Linked DNA regions of Homo sapiens: region 2 is linked to region 1. Evidence: chromatin loops called from intact Hi-C (ENCODE). Cell type or tissue: psoas muscle. All regions are shown on one strand. Links, peaks and the distances in the headings refer to the core of each region. The heading gives the core; the rest is flanking DNA. Region 1 overlaps COL19A1 (collagen type XIX alpha 1 chain). Region 2 has its middle 19 kb from the start of COL19A1.

Region 1 (8,347 bases), core at 289-8,288:
TCTTATAAAATTAAAATATTTTTGTGTTTCACATGAGTTAAAATGGAAAAACCATAAATCTATTTATACATTTAAGAAACTAAAGTTCCTATAGTAAGAAACAATAATGTCACTATTATTGCCTTCAAAGAATGTATTCTTAACAATTAAATTACCCAAAAAAGCCTCACATAAAATGGAATGAAAGTGAGAAGCTGCAATTCATTTACAAACTTATCCATTTTCTAGCCTCAAATGTACATAAACTTTCTAAGGAAAAGAGGGTAGGTTCTCATTTCTGAGGAAAAAAGGAGTAGTTTTTCACTTGTCTTGTTGAAACACAGGACAGAACATTAGTAAAGAGTTTGCAGAAAGAGGTATAAGATACGGTTCTTGCCTCTAGGGAGTGTGTGATATCTCTCCTCTTAGGGGCAAGAAATGAAGACAGACTTAATTATAATTATAATTATAAGCATACAGTTAATGCTTTAAATGTTCAACGGAACAAATATAAAGACAAAATCTCTTATATTTGGGATGATAAAAAAATATCTTGAAGACTATGGGATTTAAACTAGGCTTTGAAAACTGAAGAGACTACTGAGAGTCAGAGATGAATCAAGTTCTGGGGAGAAGAAAGACATCTAAGGTGAGGGAAGGCCCTAGGAGGTTAAGACATGGAAAAATACAATAAATATAATTACATGAGATAATTTCTATATGAGTAAAACATTGACAACCCAATTTATCCATATCCAAGGTGGCAGGCAGTTTGATTTTCTCTGATGCTCACAAACATTACATAAGCCCCTGGCAAAAATTTTGAAGAACTGATATACGATTTTCCCCACCACATCCAGATGGCTTAAGTTCTAATGAAAGTCTACGGTCATTCAAAATAGGTAATAGGCCTCTCATATGGTATCATATAATCGGAAAGGTATTATTTTTCTTTAGACTCCATTGCTCACATCAGAACTCCCATTCTTTGGCCAGGCAGGAAATTGTTCAGATATATAAGCCTTACAGGGTAGAGATTACATCCAACTGATTCATGTTTGTGTCCCTCGTGGTACCTGACACACAGTGGTGTTTAGTGCTAGTTGAATTGGTATGATCTTAAGTTTAAATTGAAGGGATATTTGAAATTTATTGGTACAGCTACTTGCATATTTTAGGCAACCAATAATTTCTTTTCACCAGCACCTCAAAAAATAAGGCACCTTACTTCTAATTCTTGTACTAGATCTTTTCACCAAAGAAGACTTAAGAACAAGGCACATGTGACTACCCAGTTTCCAACAATGATAATGATTCTTATAATACCACCTTACATTTATGAATGTTATATGATTTACAAAGTAATTTTGCCTTCTTGTATCAATGGTACCACAATGACTTCTGTGATGTAGTACTTTATCACCATTTTATAGATGAAAAATGAGGTTGAATGACATTAAGGAATTCACCTAAAATTTCAAAAATAATAAACAGTTGTGTCTAGAACTCAGTTCTTCTGTCTCCAAATCCAGAATTAATTTCTACTTTATTATGACTAATTACATGTAAATTATCTTGTTATGTCTATATGCCATTTACTTTGATAGTAGTGAGGTACTAGCTAAATGTACTACTTAGGAGTCATAATAAAGCAAATGTTCTCATAAAGTAATGAAACTAAAGTGTTCTATTTTGATAATTACTTGGGCCAGTCTAATAGGCATTGATTAATCTACCTCTATTGTTGGATTATATATTAGATTTTTTTCTTTTTCCAGTCATTCTTTTATCCTATGAATCAATCTTGTAAGGGACAGCAGAGCTTTTCGCCTGGTAGGGTTGTGTGAATGTATCTGTGCAGTGTACACTGCAGATTTTCAGAGTGTACAAAAGAAAGGCATGTAAGCATGTACTTCAGTCTTATCTTTAATCTTAATTTGGCTCATAAAAATGCTATTTGAGGACTAATTAGTTATTATCCTTAGGTGGTTGCAAATGCGTTGATTTATAATGGTTGTAAACCTACAAATAAGCATGGTCTTAAATTTATGAATTAGAGAATTGACCTTTAATAGTGCTTGATGCTTTGTTATACTAGTGCTTCAGCATAGCTTTATAACAACTCTAAAGATTTTTCTGTAGGCTGATTGGACTCTGTGTATCACAAAATAGCATCAAATAGTCTAATCCTCCTTCTCAGACACAGTCAGACTGTAGGATATAATTATAATTTCAATAATAAACTTTGAAATCTATGTCAACCAAGGAAGAATAATTGTGCCAACTGATAAATCATTACTTTATTGTCATTTCAATTCTTTCAACTTAGCCACAAATGCTAATTAGAAAATAAACATGGTAGCAGAAAAACTATGCTTATGTTATTTTATGTGATTCCTGTAAGTTTCCTACATCTTGTTCATTATCTCATTTAGGTCAGCACTTATGTTTCCTAAGACACTTTTTTTTCCCCCAAATTAGGTGACATTTTAATAATTTTAGACTAAAGTAATAAAATATTCAAATAATTGACTTGATTAATTCCTTTCACCCTGGCTATATCTAAGTAATTTGGAAACATCATAAGTTCAGTGAAAATGTTAATATGAACACATGTGGTGATGCCATGCAGAATTAACATCTGGCTGGTTGAATTTGAGACTGAGTTGACCAGATGTTTTGTGTTCAAGTTATTTTTCTTATTTGAACAATCTCAACTTCTTCTCTCTACTTCATAATTTCTTAATTTCAGCTGTTCTCCCTGGAGGCAACCCCCCTTCTTTCAAAGGTTAACCCCTTCACTTGTGCTCTTAATCCTCTCCTAGCCAGCCTCCTCTAAGACCTTGATCCACCCATGATCCCCCTGCTCTTGGGTCTTCAGTGCTCCTCTCCACAGTATCCTGGCCTCTTACTCTACAAATATATACTTAATCCTTCCCTATTACAGAAACATTTTCCCTGGGCAGTCCCCTTTACTCACAGACTTCTTAAAGGAACAATGTTACTGTCCACTTTTACTTCTTCACACATCCCTTAGCCCATTAAAATCTGACTAGGACTTCTTGAACACTATGGAAATTTCTGCCTCATAGTTGCCGGTGACAGCTGTCCTAATTCCAATGCCAGCGTTGACCTAGGTGTTGCACTAAACTTCCTTTGTTAACCCATTTCTGTCTCTCTCTGTCATACCATGCCCACCTTTTCTGCCCATTGGAATCCTACATATCCTAGAAAGCTTAGTACACATGCTACATTCTACACTAAGCCCTCACTAATGTCCTTCAAGTTTCCTTCTTTTTTTGGTGGTCCAATACCACTTTTTCCATAATTCTTACATAATTCTGATCTCATTCTGACTTGTGTAATCTAAATGTTCTCAGGCCTCGTTAATATGTGGATTTAAATGATATTATATTAACATCAATGCGTAAATTGATATTACTTCTACTTTCTACATACATCACTGCTTAAAACCTACTGTTGTTATTTCTGGGAGCCCGAAAAGTGATGCACATGTGTTCATGTTCAAAAGCAGATATGCTTTTCTTCTTGTTTTCTAATTTTCTTATCAATGCGTGTTGCTATTGCCATTGCTGGGAGCTCTCTCCATGCAAATGCTACTCTGTGAGACCCAACCAACCTCTGCTCATGGCTGCTCATTCTTGGCCCACAGGTGCCAGAATTACCCTGTGGCTTATGACTGTGTGAGGTGTGCATGTGTGCTTTGGAAGGTGGTGGCAGAGATCTAAAGACCCCTTCTCTAACTGTCCCCTGGGCCCTGAGGCAGTGTATCTTGGGCACAGAGCCTCACAGAGTGTTTAATAAATATAGTCCTATCAACTCCTGGCTCACCATCATTTGTGAGTCTCAAAAGCCAGTAGAGGCCAGGCACGGTGGCTCACACCAGTAATCCTAGCACTTTGGGAGGCCAAGGCAGGCAGATCGCTTGAGCCCAGGAGTTCGAGATCAGCTTGAGTAACATAGCAAAACCCTGTCTCTACAAAATACAAAAAAGTTAGCCAGGTATGGTGGTGTATGCCTGTAGTCATAGCTACTCAGGAGCCTCAGGTGGGAGGATTGCTTGAGCCCAGGGAGGTTGAGGCTGCAGTGAGCCCTGATCATGCCACTACACTCCAGCCTGAGTGACAGAGTGAGACCCTGTCTCAAAAAATTAAAAAATAAAAAGTATGAATACGAGGCAATTCTCTCTGTTATCCTCAAGTTTGCCTCTCTCTTCTGATTTACCCACAATAAGAATGTAAAGTTTCTTTTGGTTAAGAGGGCTATATTGAGAAAAAATATTTTATGTTATATTGTCATTATTATTTCTACCTTCAGCTTTGATGCCAGTGAAAGAATAAATACTAACAAAGTATTTCATTCAATTCCCAAATGATAGTAAATATTATATGCTAAACCCTGAGAATTTAAGGGTGAATAGAAACAGTCCCCTCCATTGAATTATTTCTGTTTGGAAGGACAGGCCAAAAATAAGCTGTTATGGCATATAATAGCAATTTTTAGATATATGTATGATAAACTCTGAGAGAACAGATGAAGCCAGGAAAAGCTTCATAGAGGAAGTGAAAAGTTGAGCCTTGAAGTGTGAATTTACCAGGTGAGCCAAGGGGTCAATGTATGTTGTGGTAGTTAGAGGGAGCATCATGGTAGTTTTAAAGGTCAAAGCAATTTGAGGAATAGTGAGAAATCCCATGTGGTTAATGAACACAGGTGAGAAGAATGTCTGGAGGTAGAGAAGACTTGAAAGTGTGGGCTGTTCTGAAAGGTCTTACTTGCTGGCATGAGGGGTTTGAACTTTATTCATATTTTAAAAAAAAGTGGAGGTGTAGTAGCAATAGCACTACATGCTAGAAAAAAACAGCTGAGCGCATATGCCATTGGGAAAATCTCAGCTTTCAATTAGGTCTAGGACCTCCCAGGCTGATCCTAAAGCAACAGTTGAGCTCTCGGACCCAAGGATACTTCAGAATTTAGAGGACCTTTTGCGGGCAGGGTTGGGTTTAATCCAGGGTTAAAAAAAAAAAAACCCTTTCCTGGCTGAGGGACACCAGAAAAAACTAACCTTCAATGTATCCTCATTTCTAAAGAGCAGACTGTCTAATTTATCCTTGGTTTTTGTTATCTGGATGGCATCCAGTAGGGGGACTTGTTTTCAATGGGAAGTCGTTTACAATGCCACATTGAACTAGTGCTAATCAGATCAGGCGTGAGATTGTTAGAGGGTCATCCAAGCTTTGTTTTCCCATTAACAACCTATCTGCCTGAATCCCCTCAGCAAACACAAAAGGGCTAAGATTTCAGAGTCTCTGTGGCTGTGGAACTCCAACATCATCAACCAGCCTGGGAGGAAGGCATTTCAGACAAACCCTCTAGGCCCTGCTAGCCAAATTGCTTGTAACTGACAGGTGATGGTGGGTGTCAGCTGGGAAAGAAATGACTTACTATAAACTCCAAGCATCTCTCACTTCACTCTCAGGAAATGTAACTTGTATCATATTTCTCTTCCTGGAAGATATTCAGCAAGTCAGAGGCCTCACTGATACTTGTAAATACGGAAGTTCTTCCTAAACCCTGCCTCACACTTACTCGGAATGGCAGAATTAATTTGGAAGCCAGTTCTTGATATTTAAAAATCGATTTTTTTCCATTTAGCCATTTAATTTTATAAGCAAAATTAAATAAATAAAGCTTGGTCTTGTTAAACAAATAAATAAAGCTTAGTCTTTTAAATATGATCTGGAAAATTCACTCTAGCTCTATCAAAATAGCACTTTGCTTTCAAGGCTTATGCTTTGAGCTGGTTGAAGAATTACCTCCGGAACCACTGTAATCAGTAATTAAACTTTTTAAACACTTTGCTATGTGAATGTATCTCACACTCAATTTTTAGAACATCATTTATGAAATGAAATTTCTCTAGAATAACAATGTCATCTTGCTTTTCAGTTCATGAGCACTGAAATTATAAAAGTTTCTTCATCTTTTTTTTATATTTTAGTTCTTGTCTCACATTCCTTATTATTTATTTAAGCAAAAGATCAAACAGGAAACTGGTAATCATGAATTTTCTTCCTAATCCTTTCTTGTTCTGTAGCTTGGTTTATCCTTTCCTTTTTGTATATTTGAAACCGAACTGTTACTACACAGAGACGTAACCATATTACAAACTGTGGTTCTTTTAGGAACACTGAACAAAAACATCAAATTTGGACTTGCTATACAATGAAATTGCTAATTACTTAATATACTAATAAGTAAACAAATTTATGAGCTTCATTATTGTCTTTAAGTTTCTTGACAACAACCCACCAGGGCCTAGTCATGGAGAACAAATGCAACCTACTGTCTGCTTCTATCTCCCCATAAAACAACTGTCAATAAATATGAGCATGTACTTTAAAATAGTGAATTAATTTTAAAATTTTCTGCTTTTCCCCAACTTTGTCATACTTACAATGCTAACCATTGGAAGGGAGTCTGAAAAGCAAAGTTTATCCTCTTAAGGCAGTTTTTATTGGCTTCTCATTAATTGGACAGCCGGGAATGCTCATTATTTGTTCAGTTGATACCCTCTGTTGCTGGGAGACCAGATACTTCACCTTCATTAAGTTAACTTTGTAGATAACAATGGCAGGCCCTGATTTCACAATTCAGGGAATGAATAGAATGAAAGTTTACTGTGTGCCAGGAAAACCATAATGTAGGATTGGTGCAAAAGTTTCTCTTTCTTTCCATCATCATTTGAGATAGTCACATGATCATTATTTTCACGTTTGAATAAATTACTTATCTTTTAGTTACGTTACCATTCTACTGTTGTTCTTCCCAAAGTATGAAAATCCCAATGTATTACTTTTCATTAGGAAAATAAATACAGAGGTACTATTTATCAGAACACGTTTTACCTTTCTTCACATTACCTAGTTACTAGTATACATACTGTTCTCATGATTTTCACTACTACTTCCTGAAAATTACACTCATCTCATCTTTTTTTTTTTTTTTTTTTTTTTAGACAGAGTCTTGCTGTCGCCCAGGCTGGAGTGCAGTGGCGCGATCTCAGCTCACTGCAAGCTCTGCCTCCCAGGTTCACGCCATTCTCCTGCCTCAGCCTCCCAAGTAGCTGGGACTACAGGCATCTGCCACCATGCCTGGCTAATTTTTTGTATTATTAGTAGAGATGGGGTTTCACCGTGTTAGCCAGGATGGTCTTGATCTCCTGACCTTGTGATCTGCCCGCCTCGGCCTCCCAAAGTGCAGGGATTACAGGCGGGAGCCACCGCGCCCAGCTTTAAATTACACTCATCTTTAAGGAAATGCTTGGTGAACCATGGCACATGTTTACCTATGTAACAAAACTGTGCATGCTGCACATGTACCCCAGGACTTAAAATAAAAATGAAAATTAAAAAGAAAAGAAATGTTTGGTGAAAACTTCTAAGTTTTCTAGAAAATGATCTAAGGAATTAGAGAGAAAATATTCCTGATTTTTTTTCATCTTGTTTAGCATGGCTATCTTTTCCAAAATCCAATAGGCAGTAATTTCTATTTTGAAGTCATAACTGTGTGTTTTGTGATACTTCCTGATCTATGCTCAAAATATCATTAGAGGAAGGAACTATAATAATTTACCTTTCAGGGCTACTAGCCACGTAGGATGTGCAAATGTCAGAATAAATACTTTGCTTGGAGCCCAAAATATGATTCATTGTTGTTGTTAATATTATAGTGTGATTGTAAACATTTTATTTATTCATTTCTTGAAATTAATATATTTACTTATATCCCTCCTTAATACTTATGAAAATAGAGACATTTTTCCCCTCATAGTGCCAAAATATTACTTTTAAGTCAGGTTGGTAATGATGAGGGGAATTTTATTCTTAACCAAAAAAGAAAGCTCAAAAAGATACAAGCAACTTGATACATTGGAAGAAACTAACCTTGGAATTAAAAGTCATAAGTTCAAGTTCCAACCTGACCTCTGGCAGAGTAAAGGTGAGGTAGTTATTTAACGTCTGCAGCTTTAATTTCTCATTTATGAAGTGAGATGATTGATCTAAATTACTATCAAAGTCCCTTTCAGCTTTAGGAGTATAGAACTACAGGAAACTATGATGTGTGGTTTCTTATGACCAACACATTTCCAAGGACTTGAAGACTTCTATGAAGACACTTTTGGTGAAATATTGGAGCAGCTATTATATTTTGCTTCAGCCTGTAGAGATTTTAAACTTCTTTTTGAAATTAAGAAACTGATGTGTTTGTTAAGGACTTCTTTTTCTATCAAAGTTTTTGATTAACCTGCTTTAGAATCACATAGGATTTGACTTTTCCATCTGTTGTT
Region 2 (8,347 bases), core at 333-8,332, 66 kb before region 1:
AATCTAAGCTCCCTGGGGGCACAGTCAGACCTCACTCATTTCCATCCCTTTTCCTATACCTCCTACTCCTGGTGGTGCCTGGCTCAGAACTGAGTAAATGGAACCTGAAATATTACTGAATAATTATAGACAATTAAAAAATTGGCTTTTATTTATTGCCTGTGGTCACTCAGCTATTTGGTTTTGGCCTGGGACTCTCAAAACCAGGTGCTTGCTGTAAATTCCCGCCAGATCTAATGTTTTTCTAAAAGATTATTTGGTAACACTAGTTCTCTGTGACTCTCTGTTTTGTGTTACCACCTATCTTACTAGAATGAATTATTTCCCATTTTCTTCTCTGTGTTTGTGTCTATTTCTCTGATCTGTGGCTAATGTGTGGGGTAACTCTTTCTCACCTACTCTAACACCAGTCAAGCTCTGAATCACTTACATTTCAGCATGCTATTCATAAAATTGCCTCTGCTCCAATCTCAGTTTTTGAACATGTCCAAAGCATTATAATTTTTCCACACCCTTGACTTTGATGAGGTCATGTGCTATAAATTTGTCCATATCACCTAAAAGTTCAGATTTCTCTGTCTTCTAGCTCCCTTTTTCTTCTTTAGTGGTTTCATAACTGAACATCCTAATATGATTTTTCCAGTCCAGCTAAGATCCAGTGCTTAGAGGCATTGCAAAATCAATGTCTACTAATAAGTTCAAAATATTTTCACTTCTTTTATTGGTTGTCTTTGAACACAAAAAGAAATATGAAAAAATATTGTGAACAAAGGCACCCATTTTCAATGTAAGTATTTGCCAAGATAGGCTTGGACCTAAGAAATGTTGTGAGTTTTTTTTTTCATATTCTTTCTCAGTGAGTTGATTCTTCTCTGTTCTATTTTTTCCCCACTCTACACAAGTCTTTTTATGAGTCTTAAAAGAAAATTGCTAATGTCTTAATTCTCTTGCCTGGATTTCTTTTCAGATTAGTTTTTCTTGATTTCCTTACCCTTATTTTTAATCATTTTCTCTATTTTCATCTGTGAGTAGCAGATGTGTGTAGGCTCAGTTTAGCTAAATAAAAATTAGGTACCAAAATATAATTATTCACCCATGTTGGTATACTTGATTTAGGAAAATATATGGATGATTATTTGCAAGGCTTATGAGTCAATGATTATCTGCATTTAAACTTCAAATTTTTATACAAAAAATAGAAATATGATTTCAATATATACGACCCTTATATAGTTAGAATTGTAATATCAATTGAGAAAAGAATAATGGAAAGAAACTACAGCATTATAAAATAAGTTTAAAAAATCAGGATTCTTTAGCCACTTACCCAATAAACAGATGTTGAATTCATATTATCCATAATCACTAAGGGGGATATTAAAAATATTGAGCCCTGAAAGGAATCTATTTTCCCAGAGCTCACAATTATATTACATTTATTTACTACTTGCATCACATAGGTGTGAAAAAAGGTATTATAGAGGATATTAATGGATTTTATATAGGATAGTAAAGAGATATCAAGTTCAGGGAGTTTTATTATTATAAATTATAAAACATTAGGATAGGGTATATGTTTGCCTTAAAGGTGTTTGATTGTTTGGCTGCAGCCCTCTTAGGGATCCATAGAGCTTTAGGTCTGAAAAAACTTAGACATTATTTAGTCCAACTTCATCACTTTACAGCTTAGGAAACTGAAATCCAGAGAGTTAGATGACTTATCCAACATTAGTGGCATGTAACAGCCAACAGTGTAAAACTGGGGTATTTTTTTTTCACCTTTCCATTTACCTATTTATCTCTTTAAGAAATATTTGAATAGACCTGGGAATACAAAATATCGGGACAAAATAAATAAACCATCATTTGCTCTCTCGAAGTGCTTCTTGTACAACAAACTATAATTGATGGAATGACATAATGGCATAGATAATAAAAGAGTAGTCATGTTGGCGTGTGTGGGATTCCCACATCAGTGTTGCCACATAGCCTCCTCTTCAACTTAGGATAATTTCAACAGATTTTTAAAAACCTTGTCAACAACATTTTAGACAAGCAGAGAAAGATTTTCACTTTACACTTGTGCTAAAAGTGTGGGCAAAACCAAGTTTTACTTGAAATGTCTTGTTTCATTTAACATTTTGGGTTAGATAAAAAACAATGTATTTATTTATTTATTTTTAATTTTTCTTTTGAGGTGGGGTCTTGCTCTGTCACCCAGGCTGGAGTGCAGTGGCGGGATCTGGGTTCACTGCAACCTCTGCCTCCTGGTTTCAAGCGATTTTCCTGTCTCAACCTCCTGAGTAGCTGGGATTACAGGCGCCCCACCATGCCTGGTTAATTTTTGTATTTTTAGTAGAGACAGGGTTTCGCCATGTTGGCCGGGCTGGTCTGGAACCCCTGACCTCAGGTGATCTACCCACCTTGGCCTCCCAAAGTGCTGGAATTACAGCTGTGAGCCACTGGGTGGGCCAATGTATTTATTTTTATTAAAAGTTTCACGCATAGTGTTTCACAAAAATAAATAAACACAATGCTACATTTTATTATACTTTTTAAACATTGTTTTTCTTTTAAAGAAAGTTTGAAATTTGAGCTAGTACTAATTTTGCTGCTTCAATTTAGCATAATTTAAGTCACTTTAGGAAGGCGTATTTGTTGTTTTTATCGATTATTCATGAAAAGAAAGTTCCAGTTCTGACAGTCAATTTTTATCAAAGGAAGATATGAAGTTATTGTTTAACATACATTGCCAACTGAATTACATGGAGTGAAAATAAAGTAGTGTGTAGCTTTATTAATGAATTCAGACACTCAGCATTGACTCCAAGTCTCTTTAAAATTAGGTTGAATTTAAATATAGTAAAAGTCCAGTTTCAAACTTAGTTTATTTTTATAATGCTAAATTTCTCATATTAAAATTTTGATGATTACATAGTCTCCATTTTATTAAAACTTATCTTTATTGTCATCTTTCAAAAATATGAATAGCAATAAGGACACATGAACACTTTTTATTTTTTTTCTAATGAGACTGCATAGAATTGTTATGCATAAAGCAGACTTCAAAACAGGTCAGGCATATCTAACTTGTAAAATAGAGTGTACATAGTTCAATACATAATGTGTATGCTTTCATTACAGGGTGAATGTGTTTAGTGTGTCCAAAAAATTTTGGTAATACAACTAGACTATCCTTCCATCCTCCAGTACCTCAAAGGTAGAACACAATGTATGTTTTTAAGATAAATATTATTTCTGAAATACTCCAGAACCCTAAAATTTTGCTGGTAGTTCTATCTATGTTCTGGATGCCCCAAATGTCTTTATGCTTGAATTATTAAAAATGAAAATCTTGGCTGGATGTCATAGCTCATGCCTGTAATCCATGCATTTTGAGAAACCAAGATGGGATGATTGCTTGAGCCCAGGAGTTTGAGACTAGCCTGGACAACCTAGTGAGAATGCATCTCTACAAATTTTGTTTAAAAATTAGCTCGGTGTGGTGGCTCACAGAGGTGGTGCCTGCTACTCGGAGGCTGAGGTGGGAAGATCACTTGAGCCTGAGTGATCAAAGCTGCAAAAAAATGGAAATCTTTATTTTTGCAGAATTTACAGAAGTCCTAATCTAGACAAAGGCACTTTTTATAATGGTTAAAGGTTGCTGCTGCTGTTTAAAGTTAGTAAAGTGGCTTCTAATCTAGGAATATATGAAAATGCACTAGAATACAATTTTTAAATAATCTGTAAGCAAATACTACTAAAAGCTCTCAAGATTTATAAATTTTGAAATTTTACCACCATATTTAAAATATTATAGTTGATTATTCCTGCTGATGGTGGAGTTTCTATCACTAGACTTGCATTTAGGTTTGAGGTAGCAAAAAACTGTTCCTTTTGGCTTTCCAAACAACCAGCAGAAGTTAGTGTGTAATTTCCAGTTAAGTTGTTACTATTTGCTTTTTTGTTTTGTTTTGTTTGTTTTTAATTGTTGCACAATCAGCCAGGACACCATTCTTGACTCAATTACAATAATATATTCTGAGAAATAATAAACAGAAACTCTATTTCTCTTACATGTATCAATGACATACAAAATATTTCCTCATAAATCTAAATTTAGCCCTCTGGAAAGAATCTAAATAAACTATAAGGGAGGTGGATAAACTCTTGGCAATGGTGTGGTATGCAGTAGAAACAGTACAGTCTATATTACTCAGCAGTCTTTTTATCTGCAACTGATAGAAATTTAAATTCAAGTTAACTAAACCAACAACAAGGAAAAGAGAACTCATTGACTAACATCATAGAAAATTCAAGGGTTCCATCCTGCTTCAGGGCTTGCTAAATTCAGAGACTCGAATGAAGTCATCTTTCTCTTTTTATTCCCTAGCTCTAGTTTGTTTTGTGTTGGCTATCTTCCACGAGTAAGCTGTCTATTTGAGGTGGCCTCCAGAAACTCTAGGCTTACTGCTAACTATTCCAGTGAAAAACGGTTTCTCTTCTGAATAATCCCAATAAAATCCCAACACTAAATATCACTGGATGACTTGGATCACACACACACCCTTGAGCCAATTGCTATGACCAAGGAGGTAGGATATGCTCACTATACAGGGCTAAGTCACATGCCTACTCCTAGATGAGAGAGCTATGGTCAGCTCCATTTAAACAACCTAGACTGAAAGTGGAGAAGACTTGATCACTGAAAGGAAAACCAGATGAAGTTACCCAAAGAAAGATGTTTAATAGGAAAAAAAAAAATTTAAAATCTACCTTACTTTCAAATTCAGGTGATTTTGGTCTACTTAATGATAGGTGACTTCTACTGACTCATTTTCTTCTCCATATATGATATTGATTTGGGGGTCAAATGACTAGCCTTAAGAATGTAGGTTCGATGGGGCACAGTGGCCCATGCCTGTAATCCCAGTAGTTTGGGAGGCCAAGATGGGTTGATCACTTGAGGTCAGGAGCTCAAGACCAGCCTGGCCAACATGGTGAAATCCCCGTCTCTACTAAAAATACAAAAAATTAGCTGGGTGTGTTGGCAGGTGCCTGTAATCCCAGCTACTCGGGAGGTTGAGGCAGGAGAATTGCTTGAACCCAGGAGGCAGAGGTTGCAGTGAGCTGAGATCTTGCCATTGCACTCCAGCCTGGGCAACAAGTAAAACTCCATCTCAAAAAAAAAAAAAAAAAAAAAAAAAAGAGAATGTAGGTTCATCTTGATTTTTATGGTATCAGAATAAAGGGCACATACAGTACATACAGTTTCTGGAAACAAGTTTATAAGAAATTGTCTCTGTAGCCTCAGGTTGATATAAAGGAAATAAAGATTTTAAGTAGTTCAATTCACTGTTTTAAGGCATACATGAAGTCTTAGTATTCTAGTATTTATATGACATTACTTTTTGTATTTTATCGTTGGATATAATATTTAAAAAACCACTAATTCCTGATTTTTCCCCTTATTTATAAGCTGGTTTTCTCTTCCAACATGAAGGTCACCATTACAGTTCCAGGCAAATAAACAGGAGATAGCAGATGTCTTCTCGGGAAGAAGAGGGTTATAATGTAGTGGGAAGCCTGCCTCCATTGTCAAGGGGTTTGTGCAGAGAACTGGGGAAGCAAAGGTAAGAGAGGGAGCTGTAGCACCAGACTGCGGAGACCTAGTCAGCTGAAAGAAGCCATTGGATCCTTACTAAGCTGAGAGGGGATAGACAAGGGGTTTATTAACATCAGACACTAACAGCAGGTGCAGAGCTGTGAGTCAGCCAGCATGCAGAGTATGATTGTACTGGTAGTTTTTACTGGTAGTTTATAGTTGTGCCTGTATTCTTAGGTACTTGCGTTGTACTGATTTCTGTGTTTTTACTTTCAGTATCAATTAAATGACATTCAGCGCATATCCAAGGACTAGCATGAGGCCAGCATTCTCCCTCTTCCCCAATGCTATCGAGTGATTTACACTTCTCTCCCACACATTCAGATGCCGTCTTAAAGAGAAATAGAGAAAGGAGAATGAAATGTTTTTGCAGAATTATTGTAGGATTACCCCATGTAATCTCTTCAGATAGCTGGATTGTACTAATATTTGAAAACCAAATTCAGTATTTCAACCCTACTTCCTAGTGTGTGGGTGGGTAGGGTCATAAAGATTAGATCAGTTATAGAGAAATAAAGAAGTCATGTGATATGCACATCCAAGTTGTGGTATGTGTAAATCCTGATACACAAACCAATGAATTAGCTTTAAATGTAAATTTATACTATTGGCCACTAGCAAGAGGCCACTTAATTTACTCATAGACATTTAGCTGGGATCTCTGTGTGTGATGTTAGTGCCATAAAAGGATGAACTTGAACCTCATAAGGCTGCATTTTTGTCTAGGTAGATTTAGCAAAGATTATGATTTTTTTTTTTTGTTTTTGAGGTGGAATCTTGCTGTGTCGCCCAGGCTAGAGTACAGTGGCCCGATCTCAGCTCACTGCAAGCTCCACCTCCCGGGTTCACACCATTCTCCTGCCTCAGCCTCCCGAGTAGCTGGGACTACAGGTGCCTGCCACCACGTCCAGTTAATTTTTTGTATTTTTAGTAGAGATGGGGTTTCACCGTGTTAGCCAGGATGGTCTTGATCTCCTGACCTCATGATCTGCCCGCCTCGGCCTTCCAAAGTGCTGGGATTACAGGTGTGAGACACCACGCCCAGCCCTAGTAAAGATTATAATTTTTTTTAAAACTAGGTCACCTTGTAATGGAAATAGTAGCAGAGGATAAAGAAGAAAGTAGAAAAAAAGGTTTTAATAAATATAGCATGTATAGGATGAATATTCTACTTATACCAGATACATAGATGATTGAAAATGGGATCATAAATAGGGCAAAAACACTGAAATGTGTACTTATGTAGAAACATATATGGATAGAAAATTTACAAAAGAAGAAAAAAGAAATTTGGAAAATATTCATTTTAGTTTTAATAAACATAAATCACACAAATGATTTATATAAATATAAAAAGTCCCCTTCTCACTATTGAAAGAGCATATTTTATATTGCTGGTGAAATTGTAAACCTTTTTTTTTTTAGTAATTTAGCAGTATTCATAAGACAGTAGATGTTTTCAGGAGTATAACTTAAAGAAGTAACCTCAAATATAGAAAACTCTGGGTTCACAAATATGTTGATCATGTTTTTTAGTAGTAAGAAAGTAAAAACAACCTAAGCATTCCAAAGTAGGAGAATGATTAAATATACCTAATTGTTTAAATATTATGAAGGCATTTAGGACCAAAGCAAAAAGGAAAAAAAGTCATTCTAATATTTTATAAATGTTACTCTTATACCTAATGACAAATATACATTTTTTAAGAAACAAGATAATGTCAGAATCATAGGAGTATCAGGTATTATTTTTCTGGTTTCCAAATACTAACAGTGTAGTCAGAATATCTGTTCAATGGCTAAGTGCATAAAGAAAGAAAATTGCTATGGGGACAGAATTGAATATCTCTGAACCCCAGTTTTCTTCTCTACAGATACCATCCAATATAATCCCTCATTCAAGTTTTCTAGATTCTAAAACTCTGTAATCTATGGTCTATAAATAATGAGCATATGAAAGATTTAGTTTTAGACTTCTTTCAAAACGTTGTCACTAAGATTCCATGGAAATAGAGCATTGCCATCTGGTGGGATAGCTCATAAATAAGAACATAAATAATGCATTTTAAAAGTTTGTTGCATTAATAAATATTTCAAAAAATATAGAAAAGTTATAAAAAAGAAAGGATTATTGAGCAAAAGCAAAATAATAGATACTCAACACTCAACAAGATTTCATTCTCAGCAAACCATCGCAAAGACAAAAAACCAAACACCGCATGTTCTCACTTATAGGTGGGAATTGAACAATGAGAACACATGGACACAGGAAGGGGAACATCACACACCTGGGACTGTTGTGGGGTTGGGGGAGGGAGGAGGGATAGCATTGGGAGATATACCTAATGCTAAATGATGAGTTAATGGGTGCAGCACACTAACATGGCACATGTATACATATGTAACAAACCTGCACGTTGTGCACATGTACCCTAAAACTTAAAGTATAATAATAATAAAATTAAAAAAAATACCTACTTTGTGCAAAACATTGTAGTAGTAAAAATTAGAGAAAGTCTAATTAGAGAGATAAAATTTTAAATTGAAAAGTTACATTAAATATAAAGCAAAGTTCACTCATTTTTGGATTAGTATATTTTTGTGTATTTTGTTTAAAAATCTTTGCTTATCAGTAGGTAGTAAGAATATATTGTGATATTGTATTTTAAAAGCTTTGTTTTA

What was found. Peaks named below come from ENCODE experiments on the same cell type or tissue, not always from the same donor. Only the 100,000 strongest peaks of a DNase experiment are listed, where the experiment ranks them.
Region 2: it touches region 1 in a loop (2.5-fold over the local background); 1 of 110 quality-filtered maps calls a loop at or near these places.

The regions. Positions count from the first base shown.
Region 1 is chr6:69,908,945-69,917,291 of GRCh38, forward strand. The region is part of intron 4 of COL19A1 (collagen type XIX alpha 1 chain); the gene reads left to right. Among named protein-coding and RNA genes, the nearest start is that of COL19A1, 47 kb to the left of the region's middle. RefSeq lists an enhancer at 4,962-5,483 and a silencer at 5,287-5,485. In psoas muscle, for the core only: no CTCF peak of the experiment used is centred there; no DNase peak of the experiment used is centred there; H3K27ac peaks cover 1,852 bases.
Region 2 is chr6:69,843,002-69,851,348 of GRCh38, forward strand. No RefSeq gene overlaps it. Among named protein-coding and RNA genes, the nearest start is that of COL19A1, 19 kb to the right of the region's middle. In psoas muscle, for the core only: no CTCF peak of the experiment used is centred there; no DNase peak of the experiment used is centred there; H3K27ac peaks cover 1,555 bases.